Regions from separate parts of the Homo sapiens genome. Here region 2 is linked to region 1. The links are chromatin loops, found by intact Hi-C in ENCODE. Cell type or tissue: body of pancreas. All regions are shown on one strand. Each heading gives the region's core, and the rest is flanking DNA. Links, peaks and the distances in the headings are about the cores only.

Region 1 (5,382 bases), core at 268-5,267:
GGTAAGGATCTTCAGACACAAACACAAAACTTCAAATGTGATGCTGGGTGCATTTATAATGGGGTCAAGACCAGTGGGTGTTCAGTCTGCCATGTGGGGGTAGATAATCATAAACAATTTTTTGCCTAGTCTTAAACATATTATTTTAATTTAAAATATACATTCATTCACCCATATTTTGAGTTGTTGTACCTGATTAGAATTTCCACGTCTGCTTAGAGTTTTGCAAATACTAATTCACCCTTAGTAAGTCTTTTATCTAAAATAAAGTTGTTGTTTCAAGATAACTCTATTTCATTGGTCACATATGTATCATTAAGCTGTGTAATTAAAATAACCAGCACTACTGGTATAAACAGGTTCAGTAGGCATGCAGCTCTGTCAGTAGGAGCAGGCCGTGAGAAGCTTTTGGCCTGAGCAGCAGATATACTAAGTTTGATAAAGGAAAGGAGGTGGTCATTCTGTCAGTACCAGAGGAGAAAGAATTAGTTAATATCATTTGATGCACTGTACATATATTGTCTCATCTAAACATCAGAGTTGCCAAGTTAAATCCTTGATCCATTTTACAGAAAAGCAAATTGTTTTGTTTTTTGAGATGGGGTCTTGCTCTGTCACCCAGGCTGGAGTGCAGTAGTGCAATCTCGGCTCACTGTAACCTCTGCCTCCCAGGCTCAAGTGATCCTCCTGCCTCCGCCTTCTGAGTAGCTGGGACCACAGATGTGCACCACCATGTCTGACTAATTTTTTGTATTTTTGGTAGAAATGGGGTTTTGCCATATTGTCCAGCCTGGTCTCAAACTCCTGAGCTCAAGCAATCCGCCCACCTCAGCCTCCCAAAGTGCTGGGATTACAGGTGCGAACTCCCATGCCTGGCCTCAGAAAATCAAATTGAGGCTCAGGGATCTTAAGTATTTTGCCCAAATCACATAGACAGTAAGTGGCAGGGGAGGGATTCCAACGTTCATCTGTTGGGCTCCAAAACTTATGCTCTCTTCACTACATTATATTTCTGCTACACAAAAATAAGAAGGGCTGGGCATGGTGGTTCATGCCTGGAATCCCAGTTCTATGGAAGGCCAAGGAGGGAGGATACTTGAGCCCAGGGGTTCAAGACCAGCCTGGGCAACATAGGGAGACTCCCGTCTCTACAAAAAATACAAAAATTAGCTGGGCATTGTGGCGCTTGCCTGTAGTCCCTGCTACTCAGGAGGCTGAGGTGGGAGGATCACTTGAGACCAGGTGGTCGAGGTTGCAATGAGCCAAGATCGCATCACTGAACTCAAGAAAACACAGTTTATTGTGGTCTGGCAAATGTTAATGGATTCTCACTGCTTTTTCTCATCTTATGCTTATGTTTTTATCCTGAAGCAATGGGAAATGGATGGAGGGTTTTAAGGAGATTCAGAGTCACATAAGAATTCAGGGAGCTACCCCGGCCGGGTGCAGTGGCTCACGCCTGTAATCCCAGCACTTTGGGAGGCCAAGGTGGGTGGATCACGAGGTCAGGAGTTCAAGACCAGCCTGACCAACGTGGTGAAACCCCGTCTCTACTAAAAATACAAAAATTAGCCAGGTGCGGTGGCACGTGCCTGTAATCCCAGCTACTCAGGAGGCTGAGGCAGGAGAATCGCTTGAACCCGGGAAGCAGAGGTTGCAGTGAGCCGAGATCACGCCACTGTACTCCAGCCTGGGTGACAGAGCGAGACTCTATCTCAAAAAAAAAAAAAAAAAAAAAAAAAAAAAGAATGTAGGGAGCTAACTCTTGTAACCAAGTTGAGGATGGATTGAAATCGGATGAGAATGAGGAGCTCTGTTGAAAGTCCCGAGTAGTAACTCAGGAAAGCGACAATGGGACTTACTGACTGATTGACAATGACAGGTAACGTGCTGAGCATTTACTATGAGCATTTATTATGTGGGTTAGTGCTGTTGACAAAAAGAGTGAAACTCTGTGAAATATTTGAAGAGATTTATTCTGAGCTAATCTCAGTGAACAATGCCCATGACACAGCCCTCAAGAGGTGCTGAGAACACATGCCTAAGGTGGCTGGATTACAACTTGGTTTTATACATTTTAGGGAGACATAGGCATCAGTCAGTACATGTAAGATGTACACTGGTTCAATTCGAAAAGGCAAGTTATTGTCCAAAGACCTAGAATCAATAGAAAGGAATGTCTGGGTTAAGATAAGGGGTTGTGGAGACCAAGTTCCCATTATGCAGAGGCAGCCTCCAGGGAGCAGGCTTTAGAGGGACTAGATTGTAAATGTTTCTTATCAGACTTAGAGTGTGTTCTATCAGTAATTCCAAAAGGGAGGAGGGTGTAATGAGGCATATCCAGCCCCACATTCCTGTCACAGCCTGAACTGGTTTTTCAGGTTGACTTTGGAAGGCCCCTGGCTGACAGGAGGGGCTCATTCAGAGAGTTATGGGGCTTAGAATTTAGAGTTTTCTTTTTGGTTTACAGCACTTTACTTAATCTAATTCTCACAGCAACCCTATGAGGTAGCTGAAACTGATGCAGAGAAGTGAAGTAACCTCCCCAGTTGCTAGAGAGGAAGTGGCATGTACCCAAATCCAACTCTGTGCACTTCACCCCATGTTCCAGCCCCCAGTGTGTGGCTGTGTGTGGACAGGTGACAGGTGCACCCGGGAGTTGAGGGAGGGGAGTCTGCTCCCAGACAGGTTGGGTTTGGGGTGCTGAGGGGAGAAGGTGTCAGGGCTCAGGGGACCTGTGGGACTTCACTCCCTGCTCTTCTCCTCCCAGGCCCCTGGCCTCAGGTTCCTGCCTCATGCTGATGACTTTGGGATTGAGTGGGACAGTTGGAGGGTTGCCTTCAGGAAGAGAAATGATGCTGGCCTGGCTTTTGAGCTCCTTATGAAACACAGCAGTGAACCAGTCTAGGAAACCGCACTGTGTTCCACCAGACTGAACAAGCAGAAAGGGCCTTGGACCCGCCTCCCCGGCACACCCGTGGGATGGCTGTCTACATCTGCATGCAAATGATTCTGATACGTTCTGACAAATAATATTTACATTTGGAATCCAGCTGTCAAGAGAGAACAGCTGCCATCAGGTGCTTAAGGCACCTCTAAGGCATGTTTTCAGATTTTAAAAAAAACCACGTGAGCCCACACTGTTTAAACTGTATCCCCACGGAAGTTGCAAACTGAAGCTTCTTTGTTCCTGCCAAATGACTCATGGACGCCCTTTAAAAGAGAACGAAACAGACGTGTTTTGATGGGGAAAATACATAAAAAATGCAGTGCATTTTTCCAAGCAGCCATCAGACCATCTAATTCAGGCCAACGAGGGCAAAGCTGCGAAGCTCTTCGGCTGACCTTCTCCATGAGGACCTTGTCCCAGACAGGGGCCCCCTGGAAAGGGACGTACTGACCAAGGCAGGAAAGAGAAGGCCAATTTTCCCAAGACGATTAATCTTACTGAGGTTCCATTTGAAAACAGCCTTCGTGTTCTTCTAGTATGTTGTTTTTCTGAGGAAATCATTTTCAGAAGCATGTGATGTAATCATCTTAAGAAGATAAGCGTTCATTTACATAGCATTTATTCTGTGCTAAACATAGTAAGTAATTCCTTGATGAAGAACCCAGACACAGAGATAGTAAGTAACTTGCCCAAGTCCACACAGCTAGCAAGTGCCTAGCTGGGGTGCAAACCAGGTAGTCTGGCCACAGAGTCTGGGCTCCGCGTGGTGGAAAAAGCACCTCCCGTGTTGGAATCTGTGTGCCCTTGGACAAGTCCCATATCCTTCCTGAGTCACTAATGCCTCCCCAGCACTGTTGTGGGAGGATTAGTCACTGGGGCAGGCCCTCAATAAACATGAGCTGGATCTGAGTCCCAGGGGAGTGCCACACAACTTCCATGGGCCTCCCCTGACCCTCCCAGGCTTCAGGAAGCTCTTCCACCTCTGCAATGTTGGGTGGAGTAGCAAAAAAAGGCACGCAAGGATCCAGCAGGCCTGTAGGACATGGCGGTTTATTGTGAAAATGGTCTGAATTGATATTGGTAGTGCCTCCACCCCTACACATACACACATACATGGGTTCCTAATACACATGTACACAACACACAACACACAACTAACCAACGAGAATCCATCAGCATTGAACCGCAGGCAGCACACTGGCAGGTGCCTGGAGCGGTTACAGTTGTTACTAATTTCTTGGTGCTTACACTGCGTTGGCTTTGTAACCCCAGGGCCTGGCTCTGTGTCCTGGGGATGCACACATTTCCTCGCAGCTAGGCCAGTTTGCATCAACCCTGCACCACTTCTCTTCATTCTCTACAAATTGGAGAAACCCCATGTTGTTGATAAGAAGGAACCAACGACAAAGTTATAACAGTGAAAGACACAGGAAACAGCTCTCTGGTGCAGGTTCCCAATTTCAGGCATAACAGAAAGTTATTCAGGGCAGCAGCCCTGATGTTCTTGAACTCTGGCTTCTCAAAAGGAAGGACATAATTTTCACTGGGTGGAGGGCTGGGGTTACCTGAAAATAGCTCTCTTGCAGGATGGAAGTTCCTGACCAATTCTACTTCCATAAGGCACTGTCAAACACCTCCCTTCGCCCACCTCCAGATTCCAGATTGAGCAGTCCTAGCCTTAGCCCTGAACACCCACCAGGACCCATTGTGGCTGCCACAAATGGACCCACCCTGCTCATACAAACACGTGGGGACTGCAGAAAAATCAGGACCCAAGGATTGACCTCACACTCCTATCAGTTGCTCCCACTCCTCCCCATCATCTCTGCTTCTTCACCTCCCACTTGACTTTGCCTAGCTCCAGATCTTGCCTCAGGCATAGATATGGTTTGTCTGTGTCCCCACCCAAATCTCACCTTGAATTGTAATAACCTCCACGTGTCAAGGGTGGGGCCAGGTGGAGATAATCGAATCATGGGGATGGCTTCCCCATACTGTTTTCATGGTAATGAATGTCTTATGAGATCTGATGGTTTTATAAAGGGCAGTTCCCCTGCACACACCCTCTTGCCTGCCACCATGTAAAACATGCCTTAGCTTCTCCTCTGCCTTCTTCATCATTGTGAGGCTTCCCCAGCCATGTGGAACTGTGAGTCCATTAAACCTCTTTCCTTTATAAATTACCCATTCTCAGGTGTCTTTATTAGCAGCATGAGAACAGACACCCTAGGATGTGGCAGCCTGCTACAAACCCACTGGCTCAATGGACCCCCTTCCCGATATTTACGCTTCTTAGTTATGCAAGCCAATAAATTCCCTTTATGGTGGTTGAGGTCTTTAGAATTGGGTTTTTAATTTCTCAAAATGCAAGAACCCTGACTAATACAGAGGTATTTGATAAAGTAAATTGAAAGAGAAGCTCAGCAGTCCAT
Region 2 (5,382 bases), core at 313-5,312, 76 kb after region 1:
GGGAAGTACTGGCCAGTAGGTGTTAGAGTGTTAGCCTGTACAAAACCTTCCCTCTGGGAAATGCTGGAAGGAGAGCCTTCGTGTCACAAAAGCCGTTAACACACACTGTGAGGTGCCTTGGAGAGAGGTCACTCAGGCCAGGGAGGGCAGGCGTGCCTGACACCAGCTGCTAGGACTGCATTGGAGTGAGGCCACTCAGCCTTGAAGGTCAAAGAGCAGATGACAACTGAGAGTAATTGATGAACCAGGGACTGTAGGAAGAGTCATTTTAAATAAGGCCTTTGGGGCTGTGCGCAGTGGCTCTTGCCTGTAATCCCAGCACTTTGAGAGGTCGAGATGGGTGGATCACTTTTGGCCAGGAGTTCAAGACCAGGCTGGGCAACATAGCAAAACCCCATCTTTACTAAAAATACAGAAAATTAGCTGGGCATGGTGGCACACGCCCAGCTACTCAGGAGGCTACGGCAGGAGAATCGCTTAAACCCAGGAGGTGGAGGTTGCAGTGTGCTGAGATCACACCACTGCATTCCAGCCTGGGCGACAAAGTGAGACCCTATTCCCCTAACACCCCCGCCCCCCAAAAAAAGCCTTCGGAAGACAGTTAAAGAATTTAGGAACACGGCCGGGTGCAGTGGCTCACGCCTGTAATCCCAGCACTTAGGGAGGTTGAGGCGGGCAGATCACGAGGTCAGGAGATCGAGACCATCCTGGCTAACACGGTGAAACCCTGTCTCTACTAAAAATACAAAAAAATTAGCCAGGCGTGGTGGCGGGCGCCTGTAATCCCAGCTACTCGGGAGGCTGAGGCAGGAGAATGGCATGAACCCAGGAGGCGGAGCTTGCAGTGAGCCGAGATCGCGCCACTGCACTCCAGCCTCGCGACAAAGCGAGACTCCGTCTCAAAAAAAAAAAAAAAAAGAATTTAGGAACACAAGCAGATAGTGCGTGGGCCCAATCACTGGTCCTACACCAAGCATCTTGACTATTTAGTTGTTCACTGCAGCCCTCAAAAGCTGCCCGTGCATCCCTAAGCCCAAGCCAATCCCGAGGCAACAAAGAAACGAAAGTCGTTTTTTGTTGTTTTTTAAAAAGTTTTTAAAGTCAGCTGAATTGAGGTCTACTCTGCAAACAATAAAATTCACCAGTTTTTGTTTTTGTTTCTGTTTTTTTAAACAGTTTCACTCTTGTCACCCAGGCTGGAGTGCAATGGCGCGATATTGGCTCACTGCAACCTCTGCTTCCTGGGTTCAAGCGATTCTCGTGCGTCAGCCTCCTGAGTAGCTGGGATTACAGGTGCCCGCCACCACACCTGGCTAATTTTTGTATTTTTAGTAGAGACAGAGATTCACCATGTTGGCCAGGCTGGTCTCCAACTCCTGACCTCAGGTGATCCGCCCGCGTTGGCTTCCCAAAGTGCTAGGATTACAGGCATGAACCACTGTGCCCGGCCAAAATTCACGTTTTAAATGTGCAGTTTAGTGGGTTTTGTGAAATCGTCTAAGCACCCTACAGATGTAACGTAGCAGAGTGCCGTCACGCAGAACTCCCCTCTTCAGTTGGTTCCCCCATTCCTGCCTCCTGTCATCTCTGCGCTGCTTTCTGTCCTTACAATTTTGCCTTTCTTAGAATTCCGTATAAATGGAATGATAGGGTATGTAACCTTTTGTGTATGATTGCTTTTGCTTGACCTAGTGCCCTGGAGATTACAATGTTACATGTATCTTTAGACCACTCCTTTGCATTGCTGAATAATGTTCTGTTGTATGGATACAGAGTAAGTTCCCCCTTAGCTGCATTTTACTCTCCAAGGTTTCAGTTACCTGAAGTCATCCCAGGTCCGAAAATAGTACATACAACGAGATATTTTGAGAAAGAGACCACATTCACATAACTTTTATTACAGTATATTGTTGGCCGGGCACGGTGGCTCATGTCTGTAATCCCAGCACTTTGGGAGGGCGAGGTGGGTGGATCACAAGGTTGGGAGTTCGAGACCAGCCTGGCCAATATAGTGAAACCCCGTCTCTACTAAAAATACAAAAATTAGCCGGGCGTGGTGGCACGTTCCTGTAGTCCCAGTTACTCAGGAGGCTGAGGCAGGAGAATTGCTTGAAGCCAGGAGGCAGAGGCTGCAGTGAGCAGAGATTGCACCACTGCACTGCACTCCAGCCTGGGGAACAGAGGGAGACTGTCTCAAAAAAAAAAAAAAAAAAAAAAAAAAAAATATATATATATATATATACACGTGTGTGTGTATGCATATATATAGTATATTGTTATAATTATTCTATTAGTCATTGTTGTTAATCCTAATTAATGTGCCTAATTTATAAACTAAACTTTTTTTTTTTTTTTTGGAGGCAGAGTCTTACTCTGTTGCCTAGGCTGGAGTGCAGTGGCATCATCCCAGCTCATTGCAACCTCTGTCTCCCGGGTTCAAGCAATTCTCCTGCCTCAGCCTCCCAAGTAGCTGGGATTACAGGCATGCACCACTACCCCCAGCTAATTTTTGGATTTTTTTTTTTTTTTTTTTTTTTTTTAGTAGAGACGGGGTTTTACCATGTTGGTCAGGCTGGTCTCGAACTCCTGACCCCAAGTGATCTACCCACCTCAGCCTCCCAAAGTGCTGGGATTACAGGTTTGAGCCACCGTCCCCGGCCTATAAACTAAACTTTATCAGAGGTATGTGTGTATAGAAAAAAAAAACCCAGTATATACAGGATTTGGTACTGTCTGGTTTCAGGCATCCACTGGGAGTCTTGGAATGTATTCCCTGAAGATAAGCGGTACTACTTGTTATCAGTTCACCAAGTGATGGGCATTTGGGTTCTTTCCAGTTTTTGGCTATTATGGATAAAGCTTCTATGAACATTTGACTACAAGTCTTTGTGTAGGTAGACACGTTTTATATTTTGACTTCGGGAAATACCTGAGAGTGCAATTGCCGTGTTGTGTGCTAAGTGTGTGTTTAACTTTATCAAATGCTGCCATCCCATTTTCCAAAGTGGCTGCATCATTTTTCATTTCCACTAACCACGTATGAGAGTTCCAGTTCCTTCACTTCCTCATCGGTGCTTGGCATTATCAGCCATTTTACTGGGTGTGTAATGGAATCTTATTGTGGTTTAATTTATATTTCCCTGGTAACTAATGAAACCAGAATCTTGGCCATTGTGTATCTTCTTTGATGTTATGTGTCTATACTTGTACCATGTAAGTTGGTTCTCAGATCATACAATGCATCATGAGAGTAGAGATTCTAATGAGTATTGAATGTCTCTTACCTGAAGGGCTGTTCAGGAGAAATGGACTATTTAAGTAACAATAATCTGAAACAAGATTCTGAAAGATGTGCTCTGTGGAATAATATTGCACATATTCCTAGAAGCTGGGATAAATCATTCACACAGAAAAAACTGGAAGGATCTAGCAATTTACTTAAATTCTCCTATGGAATTTTAAAAAGATGGCCTCATATTGCCTTGTTACTATGGAATGGTTGATTTGATGTAAATGCACACTGCAGCTTAATGAAGTAGCCTCTCTGGTTCTGTGTGTCCTTGCCGTGGATTCGGCAGATGGTGTCGTCAGAGATTATGGAGTTCAAGCCACCTAGCTTTACAGAGGTGAAGGGAGGTGCCTGAGTTGATGAAGGGAGTCGGGGGCAGAGCTGGTGCCAGCACCATGTGGTGCTCCAGAGGTTCTTCAGGGGTCTGCTTGACCTGTATTGCTTTTATCTTTAAAATTTCCAACAGTTGTTAAAAAGTTTTCTGAAAAGATTTATACTCTGATGTTTGCATCACATAGCAGGGAGGTGATCTCACCAGAACATTTTGAAGTCTTGGTAAACATTGGGCTGGGGGGCACAAGATCGTCTGATTTATTTGTATGCGTATTGGTAGGTAGCATGCTAGGCATTGAGGGACTTAAGAACTGGGGTTTATAAGCAGGTTATAAACTACAGTACCTCCAGTGATCTGGCTCTATAGCTTAGTTGTTTTTAATGCCCTGTTTTGATGAAGGAACCTGTGTAGACTTAAAGTTGTAGAATGACCAGTGCGTCACTATATTTTCCCTAGTCATTGACATATTTGCACGTTCAGACATTCATAGAAATGGCAGGAGAAAAACTATTCTAGGGTCCCCTGCAAAAAAAAAAAAAAAAAAAGAAAGCAAGTAATTCTGGCAGCCCAATTAATTCATTTAATGAATATTTATTGAGTGCCAACCATGTGCCAGCTTGGGGTGATGAAGATAAAAAATTAGCATGTCAGTGGGCGCCAGGATGTTAAAAGTTGGAGTTTAGCACGAGGGTGTATATGCATGTGCTGCCTTCACTTAAATGTCAGGCAAAGCGGCAGTGTCAACTGTACATAAAGAAATTAGCGTTTAACATGCTGTGCCAATGATGATGCTGTCCATGGGCTGAGCAGTCAATATATGTTTCAGATGCTTCTTGTCTAACATATCTGAGATAAGGACTGCAAGGAGATATTAGATGTTGTTAGTGGTAGAGAGTTGAAACAAATTTCTTACTATTCCAAAGCTTTTGGATTTTGTTTTTAAAAAAGAATGTGGCCATCTGTTTCTATTTACATGTGCAAATCAGAATTGTCTCTGTCTTGTGTAACTGGAAGAGTATTGAAATGAAAGTGCAGGCCACTGGCATCCAACTGCCAATTTCAAATGAATGAAAACAGCCTCAGTGTTCTCATTGATTCCATTTTGGGGATGTGATGGTATGCATTTGAGCAATTTGTATTCCAGCAAGAGACCTTTTTAATCCATTTCCTCTGTGTGACAGAGGAGTTGGGTTTTAAAAAAGCACTGACCGAGAGTCAGTATGACTGTCTCTTAGCCGCTTGTCCTGTCCACCCTCAGTCCTTGTTCCTCTCCTTCCTGATCCTCCTGCTGCAGCCAAGGGCTGGGAGGGGGCAGCACAGCTGATGGACTCATTCCAAGTCCTTGGCTGGAGTGCCTCCTGCCTGCTAACAGCCTGTCACTTTCTTCAGGATGTGCCTGTGTTACCTGCTCCAGGGTGTCTTTCCCTAACAGCCTGTCACAGGGCGTTTGGTAGAAACTAAAGAGCAGCAGAGGATGGTTTCATTCATTCCATGTTCGTGGAGTGTTTACACGTGTCGGGCATTCCACTGGTGCTGGAGATTCAAAAATCAGAAGGTGCGGGCCCCCATCCTGAAGGAGTGACAGTTTGTCCTTGTTCCTTAGGGTTCAGCTAATGAAAAGTCTCAATTGCCTTGGGAAATTTGAAGTCTGAAAGCAGGGACTGTTTTATAGTAGTCTCAAACAGTGGTAGGAAGGATATACCTACTTAGTAAGCATTATGGAATGACCATAGGTGCCTAAAACTTTTCCCTGCAAAAT

The links. Peaks named below come from ENCODE experiments on the same cell type or tissue, not always from the same donor. Only the 100,000 strongest peaks of a DNase experiment are listed, where the experiment ranks them.
Region 2: a loop joins it to region 1, with 1.8 times the contacts of the local background. A loop is called at or near these places in 2 of 110 quality-filtered maps.

The regions. Positions count from the first base shown.
Region 1 is chr2:9,176,188-9,181,569 of GRCh38, forward strand. No RefSeq gene overlaps it. Among named protein-coding and RNA genes, the nearest start is that of ASAP2, 28 kb to the right of the region's middle. RefSeq lists an enhancer at 3,360-4,559. In body of pancreas, for the core only: a CTCF peak has its summit at 2,218; DNase peaks (open chromatin) are centred at 2,354 and 2,934; H3K27ac peaks cover 3,636 bases.
Region 2 is chr2:9,252,014-9,257,395 of GRCh38, forward strand. The region is part of intron 1 of ASAP2 (ArfGAP with SH3 domain, ankyrin repeat and PH domain 2); the gene reads left to right. Among named protein-coding and RNA genes, the nearest start is that of ASAP2, 48 kb to the left of the region's middle. In body of pancreas, for the core only: no CTCF peak of the experiment used is centred there; no DNase peak of the experiment used is centred there.